3 separate regions of the Homo sapiens genome follow, and regions 1 and 2 are each linked to region 3. A link is a contact called in ENCODE Hi-C or POLR2A ChIA-PET data. All regions are on one chromosome and are shown on one strand. The core of a region is the stretch at or near the end of the contact, and the rest is flanking DNA. Distances in the headings are between cores, read along the strand shown.

Region 1 (2,756 bases), core at 82-2,581, 550 kb after region 3:
AAATAAGTATGTATAAATCAACATACTTGCTACAGCAATTACGAACTCAGGAAGCCCTGTCTCTTGAGTGTTTACTGAAAGCTCAATAAGATGTACATGGTCACCTTCAGGCAATATAAGGAAAGTAGGGGGCTGGTTAGGGAACGGGGGGGGGTGGATCAAAATGAAATCTACACCAATTTTACATTTCTATTCTCTGTATTTTATATACGTGTCCTTCATTCACATCAGACCTCACGCTTCTGAAAATTGAAGAGTCTAAAACAGGTCAAAGTACTGACTCTGAAACCCCTAGGATTCAAATATATTTATTTGTCATAATTAAGCAGTAATATTATTTTGTATGCATATTCCATGCCTTTTACATCTATTATTTCCTTCTCATCTACTTATACTTATTGCTTCTACTAGTAAAAATCAGTTGAATCAGCTCTTGAATCTTATTTCAGAGGCAAGATGTACATGAAGTGCTAAGAGTGTTTACCATTTTCCCCTTAAGTCTCTTCTTGCTAGTGTTAGGCATATTTCTTGCCTTTCCTGCCCAATATTCATTTATTACTTTAGTCATTAAATATGTATTGGGGGACTATGAAGACGGGGTAGGACTCTAAATGTGACTCTCGGGCCTTAACCTTAAGAGGCCACACAACAGTGTTCAGTAATAGAACTAGGTTGTTTTGCAAAGTTTTGCTCTTCTGGCTGCAGCGTCACTAATTAAAACAATGAAGACATAGTTTGGTTAACTTCTCATTTATGGCATCAATCCATGCACGAGGCAAAAGGGCAAACCCTTCGGTTTGGGTCACAGCCCTGCAAAGAGCATCTACCCAGTTCGCCAATCTATCAGCAGCGCAGGCCGGTGGGCGGGGCTTGTGGAAGCCCAGGGAAGGAAAGGAACGGTGGGAGGAGATCTGGGAATGCCGAGTCGAGCCTGCGACTAGAAGTGACACAGAGACGGGAAACCCAAGCCACTGCCGACTGGGGAATATACCCCCTTTACTTCCTCCTCAAGGGGCTCGGGGGGCGGGGCGGAGGTACCTAGTTTCTGCCCCAGGTAGGTGAGGCTGTGATAGACCTTCTCGGCCGCGGCCAGGTGCGCCAAGGCCGCCAGCAGCGACAGCCAGCTGCCCCCCGCGCTCTTGTTGGCCTCTCGTTCCTTCTCCACATTGTCCTTAGCCTTGTCGTAAGAGAAGATACCCAGGTGAGAGAAGAACGTCTCCAGCACCGCCTGTTCCACCGGGACCGGGGCGGCCAGCGGGATAGACTCCCCCATGCGAGCTGCGCCCCAGCTCGACCCACGTGGCTCTCCTCGGCCTCGCACTTCCGGGTTCTGAGGGAACGGGCTTGCGCACAAGCGTGCGTGCGCGTGACCGCCTCCACCGGCGGACTCGTGAGCGCGCCGCTGCCGGGACCGCTCCTGGGCCTTAGAGAAGACGCGGATAAGGGCCAAGGAAAGAGGGAGGTAGCGGTTGCTGAGCTCCTTCGGCGCTTCGGCTCCTGTAGCTCTGACTATTCGGACCGTCAAGGTAGAATAGGAGGCGGCCAGTTCCCCGCTCTAAGAAGTTGCCTGCGCTCTGAGGTGAGCTGACAGGCCCCTCTCTGTGTGGTTCGTCAGCGCTGGTGACGTCATGCAAACGTGACGTCAGCCCTGGCCAGAACATCTGGCCTGGGCTCTCCAGGCACCTCGCTGGGCCGGCTGGGAGATGGGGAAGTGCCTGGAGTTGTGCCCACACTCACAGCAGGGACCCTAGTCAGCCCTGACACCTTCTACACCAACTCATGGAAGTGATTTGCTGAGATTAGAAGACTGACGGGTAAAGGTTGATCTCCTTCCCATTGCCTAGTTTTCATCACATCACACACCACCGGTTAACTCTCACCTGTATCCCGTTCTAGTTCTCCCGGGTCTGTGTTAGCCCTGCAACTAATAAGTAGAGCCCCTGGCCCAAACTGCATTAACCTTCCTTAAAAAGTTATCTTTTTTTTTTCTTTTTTTTTGAGACGGAGTCTCGCTCTGTCGCCCAGACTGGAGTGCAGTGGTGAGATCTCGGCCCACTGCAGCCTCCACCTCCCGAGTTCAAACGATTTTCCTGCCTCAACCTCCCTAGTAGCTGGGATTACAGGCCAGCGCCACCACACCTGGCTAATTTTCGTATTTTTAATAGAAACAGGGTTTCACCATGTTAGCCAGGCTGGTCTCAAACTCCTGGCTCAAGCAATCTTCCCACCTCAGCCTCCCAAAGTTTTGGGATTACAGGTGTGAGCCACCACCCCTGGCCAGAATGAAGAATACATTAATGTAAATTGTGCACGTTGTCATTTAGAATAATTACAAGTTCCTTTGGCATTTAAGAAACCCCATGAACCCGGCTCATACTTGTATGTCCACTACTTTGAAACACTACCCACTACTCAATAGTTTTTTCCTTTCTTCTTTGTGCATACTTATTTTATGCTTCTTAGTCACACTATTTAATCGCATATATTTACATATCTCTTTCCCCAAGTGGTGAGATCCCTAGGGTACAGTAGGGTTCACTTACAGTTATAATCTTTTCATATTGGACGGCGCAGCCATGTTTGTTGAACAAATGAGAGAATTGCCTATTTTCGTTTTTTCTCAAACTAGAGCTGTTCTGCCATCATCACTACCTTTTAAAGGAAATCCCACTAATCTAATTTTAATGAATAGGTATTGTGCACCTGTTCCCTATACTCAAGAATGTAATTGGATAAGATCAACCCTGTTAACAATG
Region 2 (2,853 bases), core at 254-2,753, 520 kb before region 3:
TATGTACACATAGAAGTTTAAAAACTACTGCCCTAGAAGATACTATGAAGAAAATTGCTAGATTCTCATTTTTTTCTCTCTCTCTCTCTCTCTCTCTCTCTCACACACACACACACACACACACACACACTCCTATCCCTGCACTTTCCTCTATTTTCCCGGCACGTACCGGTCCAGACGGACATGGGATCCCAGACAGACCACATCTGGATGATGAAGAAAGGCGCCCAGCAGACGATGTAAGCCGTCACGATCACAAAAGTCATCTTCACCGTGCGGATCTTGGCCCGGGAAATGGACTTCACGCTGCTGACACAGGGTGCGAGCAGGAACCCCTTTTGGAAGGCCACACCCGCTTGCTCTGCACCCTTGCTCTGGCGCGACGCCGTCTTCCCGCGGACGTTGCACCAGATGTTGTAGCAGATGAAGCCGTAGCAGGTACCCAAGATGACCACGGGCGCCACAAAGATGCCGCCCGTCATCCAGGTCACGTAGGCACGAGAACCCCAGGGCTGGATGAAGGTGGCCCAGCAGTCGCGGGCCTTGGTGACATTGTTCACCTCGATCATGGAGAAGACGAAGTACTGCGGCGTGCTCAGCACGAAGCTCAGCACCCAGGCGGCCGCGATCATGAGGCGCGAGCGGCGCGCGGGCTGTTGCAGAGTCTTGAGCGGGTGGCACACCGCGATGTAGCGGTCGGCTGTCATGACTACCAGCATGTAGGCCGACGCAAACATGCCGAACACCTGCAGGTGCTTCACCACGCGGCACAGCCAGTCGGGGCCGCGGAAGCGGTAGGTGATGTCCCAGCACATTTGCGGCAGCACCTGGAAGAATGCCACGGCCAGGTCGGCCAGGCTGAGGTGTCGGATGAAGAGGTGCATGCGGGACGTCTTGCGCGGCGTCCGGTGCAGAGCCAGCAGTACGCTGCTGTTGCCCAGCACGGCCACCGCGAAAGTCACCGCCAGCACGGCGATCTCCAGTTTGGCCAGCTCCTCGTTGCGCACGTCCCTCGGTGGGCCGTTGCCCTCCCCGAGGGCTTCGGCCTCCCGGCTTGTGTTGCCAGCGCCGGTGGCCAGAGGCCACCATGGGCTGGAGTTGCCCGAGGGCCCCGCGTCGGGACCGGCGGAGAGACGCATGCTGTCCATGCAGCTCCTACTCGGCCCTCTTCGGAGCTCCAGCCCTCGCGGGCCGCTCCCTCCCCGTCTCGGAGGACTTGGGCTCCTCGTCCGAAGCGCAGGGTCTTTGGCGCGCTCGCAGCTTGCCGGGCTCTGCGATCCCTCCAGTGGGCGTCTCCCGGAGCAGCGTCCCGCCTGCCCACTGAGCAGCTCTCAGCAGGGTGAGCTGGCCCCTCTCCCTGCTCTGCCTTTTTTCAACTTCGGCGAGGTCGGGAAGGTGAGCTCCGAGCTTCCGGAAGCACTGGGTTCCCAACTCAAGTATTTATGCGGTGCTTGTTTCCTTGGGACGCGCTCCCTCCCGCCCTATTGCCGGAAGACTGCTGGTTGCCTACTCCCCGCTCCCTGGAGTTTTATTTTTTCCTCTCCCTACGTCGGTGTTTGTCCTCTGCATCACTGTGGAGGGGGTGGAGCTGGGAGACTCGCAGATTCCTCCTCACAGTAGGTGGGATCGTGGCGCTTTCCCGCTTTTCCCTTCCAAAAACTTGGACAACTGGACGAGTCATGCCTTTTCTGGGCTCGTAGCCGTTTCCACAAGCTTCCCTCACTAGCCTTCCTCGCTAGCCTCCTTAACCATGCATTTGACTTCAACAGGCACGCTAAGCGCGGTACCTGGAAACCTCCAGTCCACGCACCGGCGTCCACGCATCTAGCTCCTGCACCTGAACCTGGCTCTCGACCTCACCTCCTCCAGTCCGGGTTTCTTCCTTCTCACCGAGCTCACCCGTGCAGCAGTCTGGCAAATTTTATTCCCCAGGCAAATTTTCCCGGGGCAAACATTTCTCCCCGCTCGTGACTTAAAGAGCTATCTCTTCCTAGTAACGTCTTTGATGCATGCTATTTATTACCCTATGTTTGCGACGGGAAGAACGCACTCATCACTTTGCAGCCCCAGTGGCTGCTGTGCCTGTATTCACAGCGGGGTTTGGGGGGAGTGTCTCCTGGTTTTCTCTATGGAGACTAGGGACTTAAGGAGTTTTCTCTAGATTCCTGGGGTTTTCTGCGGGAAAAGCCTGATTCCCACAGCGGGGATGGCGGAAATTTGGCCGCAGTGGTCCGTGGGGACCGTCTGGTTACTACTGAGTCGTGGGGACATCTTTTTGGGTGGACAAAGAGCAGCTGCCGGACAGCGGCCATCCAGGCAGTGCTGTCCAGGGCAAGGGACAGAAAACCCGCCCGGCTCCTGTGCTCAGGAGTAAGAAAGAGGCAATCTCAAAGAGAGGAAAGAGGCCCTGGGAAGGAGGGGAAACAACCACCTACCTAGTAATCCGTTACTCTGAACAGCTGGAGCCCCTCTGCAGGGCGGGAGGGAGGCAGAAATGCGATCTCCCTCAGCTCTGTTTTAACGTTGGTGAAGATATGCCTCGACGGACAGCAAGGGGGAGCTGTTTTCAGGCAATTTTACAAGGAAGAAAGGAAGCCGTTTCTGCAGTTATCTGCTGTGTAGATGCAGGAGCATGACTTTGTTGGTCAGAACGTTTCAGTATTGTGGCCGTGGTATAAATTTAATTGCCTCAGAAAAATATCACCCTCTGTGAAACGTAGGCAAAAAATGCAAAAGATTTTATTCATTGCAGTTCTCAGTAATAATTCCACTTTACTATCCAGTCCGTTCATGCAGAGTTACCAAGGTTGTCACGTTGAGATGCTGGACTTGAAATCTGGAGTCCTGCTTCCT
Region 3 (2,700 bases), core at 64-2,563:
AACTGTTTATTAGGCTTCATTAATTTTAAAATATACAGAGACTATCCTGTTCAACTATATTTGTATCCTATTTCTAATTCTCCCAACAATTATATACACTGGCAAAAACTCTTCAGATGATATATAAGGAAAAGGTCAAATATACTACCAAATTCATCCAGCTTTCCAAAGATGCTCAAAATCTTTCTGTGTCTCTCACTCCCTCCCTTAACCCACATACCACATCTGAAAAAAAATGATATGGTGTAACGATGCCAGTATTCTAAATGCTTGAAGGGCTTATCACATGCCCTTTCCAAGCTGTGACAGAAGAATGTCCCCTGGACCACGGCATCCTATCAATCTCACCTCTGAAGGTGACCCAGCCTCATACTTCACTGAAACAAAGACCATTAGACACCAACACTCCCAACTTCTTTTATTTCCACTTTAACATTTCTCCATATAGTAATCCTCACTTTTCTACTCCCTGCCATCTCAGAAAAGGAATTCTCTCTCCTCTTTTCCACAGTTAGCTTCTCAAATTTGTACCTTTAATTCTACCCCTCCCAAATATTGCAAGACTTGCTCCACTAATTATTTCCTCTCTTGGAATCTTAATCTCATCATCTTCTCTTGATCCTTCCCCTCAGCCTTTAAAACTCCTAGACCTTAAAACACTCTCTGCGATCTGACAGCCCTTCAAACCAATATACTCCCTATCTCTCTCTCTCCCCTGGTTCAATGACAAGATCTTTGGCCAACTTCTTTCTACTCGGACCTTGCTATTATTTCCTACTAGGCACCCACAAACCCTTGCTTGTTAAACTGATCTCCTTCAAGACTCAAGAAAAGCGCCATGCGGCTCCCTCCTAGGGCTCTCCTGCCCTCTCCTCACCGATGCCGAGAGTGGTTCTGCTGGAGAACCGCCGCGCCTGCAGTTCCTGCACCTTTTCCCGGAGCTGCGCCAGGGAATTACGGACGAACTGGAAGGGGCCGAGAAGAAAGGTCTTGGCCACCACCTCTAGCTCCAAGCCTTTTCGCTCTTTCAGACTTTGGATCCTCCCCGGGGAGGACCTCCAGGAGCCCCTTGGCAGTTTCCCGCCGCCTAGGGCCGACTTTTCCATCTCCTCCTCTACCTCCGGCTCCCGGGCGAGGGAGGCCCCGCGCCGCCCCTTAGACTGGCTGCGGCCGGAAGATTGCAGCCGCTTTGAGCTTACTCCTTGTTTTCTCATAATCAAGGAGTATGGTGGAGCTGGGTCAATTTCAGGCACAGCCCAGCCGAGTCAGGCGAGGTCCAGAGAGACCTGACTCGCCTGGCAGCCTCAACGGACTTGTCCCCGCAGCCGTTGCGGACCTCCCGGTCGTCATGGCGACTGTGAAATGTGGGGTGGGGCGCATGCGTTGGAAGCCATTCGCGCGGGCAGTCCCTGAGTGTCCCCTCACGTGCTCCCCAGCGCGAGCAGCACCCCCGCCTCTGCGCTTCCCAGAGCGTGCAGCTTCCGGTGAGGGCAGCCCCACGCACAGCCCCCCACACCCTCCCCAGCGCCTGCAGCCTCCGGTGCGCGCAGGCCCCAAGCCCACATGCGCAGTCCTCACCTTGCGCGCAGCCCCATGTACAGCCCCGGACGGGCTCCCAGCCCCACTGGCGCAGAACCCATCACCGCTTGCCCTTCACGCGCTTCATTGGGAGTGCAGCCCCCACCCCGAGCGCGCAGCTCCACGCAGCCTCTCCACACTCTCCCCAGCGCCTGCAGCACCCCCAGTGCGCACAGCTCTGCCAGTCGCTTCCCCGGGCGCCGCCCCTGCACCACTTCGGCCCATAACCTTGCGGCGACTGTCTGAAGAACTTCCCGTGGTTTCATTCTTTTCTTCGGGTTTAGTCTTAGCTGTGACATTTTAACCAAAAGATTACACGTTAATTAACGAGGTATTAAAGGGAAAGATCTCAGCTGAAAGAAATGACTGTAGGAAGTGTGTCAGGGAAGCCAACGGAACCGCCGGCCCGCCGGCGGTGCGCCCGGCATTAGGAACGTCTCTACTCCCCTACGATCGCTGAGGTATCGGACAGTCAGTGCCCGTTGCCAACGCAGAGGGAACGGGCCGAGACTGCGGGCAACAAGTGGCAGAGCCGGCGTGAGTCCGGTGGGTCTGATCCCAGAGCCTCAGGTTGACGCCACTTCCTTGGCACGGGACAGCGTTTACTGAATCTTAGAGCAAAATGCTTTTCCAATAAGGTTCCTCAGAAGTCATCAGCCCTAGGAGCGGTGTGCTCAAGCGCTTTCAGCACCAGCCAGGACCAACTAAGAGGGGAGCGCTTAGCTCCCAGTCACCGCACAGCCCTACAAGAGGCCAAAGCGGCTGGCACAGATGCACTGGGGCCACTGACATTTTCCATGTCCTCTGTCACGGGCCACATGCTGGAGCCCACACCGCTTCACTTCCCATCTGTTTGATGATGGATCACATTGAACTCCCATACCCTAACTGACCAATCTAAAGCCTGGCTCATTGTGGCCAGGTTAATTTTTCCTGATGCAACACAGCACAAAAATGTTCGTGGCCCACAAATCAAGTCCTAGGCTTGCTCACCAATGCCTTCAATATTTGCCCAATATACCTTTTCAACTTTAATTTCCCACTTCCTCGGGCACAAAATCTTCCATCTCAGTCATTTCAGGTAAAGTCCACAACCTGAGACATCATAACTGCTGAATTCCT

Evidence for each region. Hi-C counts contacts between places; a loop is a spot of excess contacts on that map. ChIA-PET counts read pairs that join two places held with the same protein, here RNA polymerase II (POLR2A). Pooled maps may share reads with other maps.
Region 1: a map of CD8-positive, alpha-beta T cell shows a loop between it and region 3 (27-fold over the local background). The contact joins the promoter of KICS2 here to the promoter of DPY19L2 in region 3. A Hi-C loop is called at or near these places in 1 of 168 maps with a recorded cell type or tissue (CD8-positive, alpha-beta T cell), 1 of 37 single-sample maps with no recorded cell type and 5 of 50 pooled maps. POLR2A ChIA-PET finds 5 or more read pairs at or near these places in 1 of 52 experiments (naive thymus-derived CD8-positive, alpha-beta T cell).
Region 2: a loop to region 3 is called in a map of aorta, with 5 times the contacts of the local background. The contact joins the promoter of AVPR1A here to the promoter of DPY19L2 in region 3. A Hi-C loop is called at or near these places in 2 of 168 maps with a recorded cell type or tissue (aorta and chondrocyte), 3 of 37 single-sample maps with no recorded cell type and 10 of 50 pooled maps.

The regions. Positions count from the first base shown.
Region 1 is chr12:64,220,965-64,223,720 of GRCh38, forward strand. KICS2 (KICSTOR subunit 2) reads right to left here and starts at 1,332. Exons shown (of 3, transcript NM_152440.5): 1 at 1,039-1,332. The coding sequence starts at 1,273. It overlaps LOC124902952 (a long non-coding RNA gene), which reads left to right and starts at 1,385. Exons shown (of 2, transcript XR_007063347.1): 1 at 1,385-1,579. RefSeq lists enhancers at 856-975, 1,046-1,105, 1,140-1,734, 1,216-1,305, 1,456-1,645 and 1 more.
Region 2 is chr12:63,149,698-63,152,550 of GRCh38, forward strand. AVPR1A (arginine vasopressin receptor 1A) reads right to left here and starts at 1,504. Exons shown (of 2, transcript NM_000706.5): 1 at 170-1,504. The coding sequence starts at 1,139.
Region 3 is chr12:63,667,180-63,669,879 of GRCh38, forward strand. It overlaps DPY19L2 (dpy-19 like 2), which reads right to left and starts at 1,314. Exons shown (of 22, transcript NM_173812.5): 1 at 878-1,314. The coding sequence starts at 1,214. RefSeq lists enhancers at 1,211-1,270, 1,720-2,221, 2,222-2,700.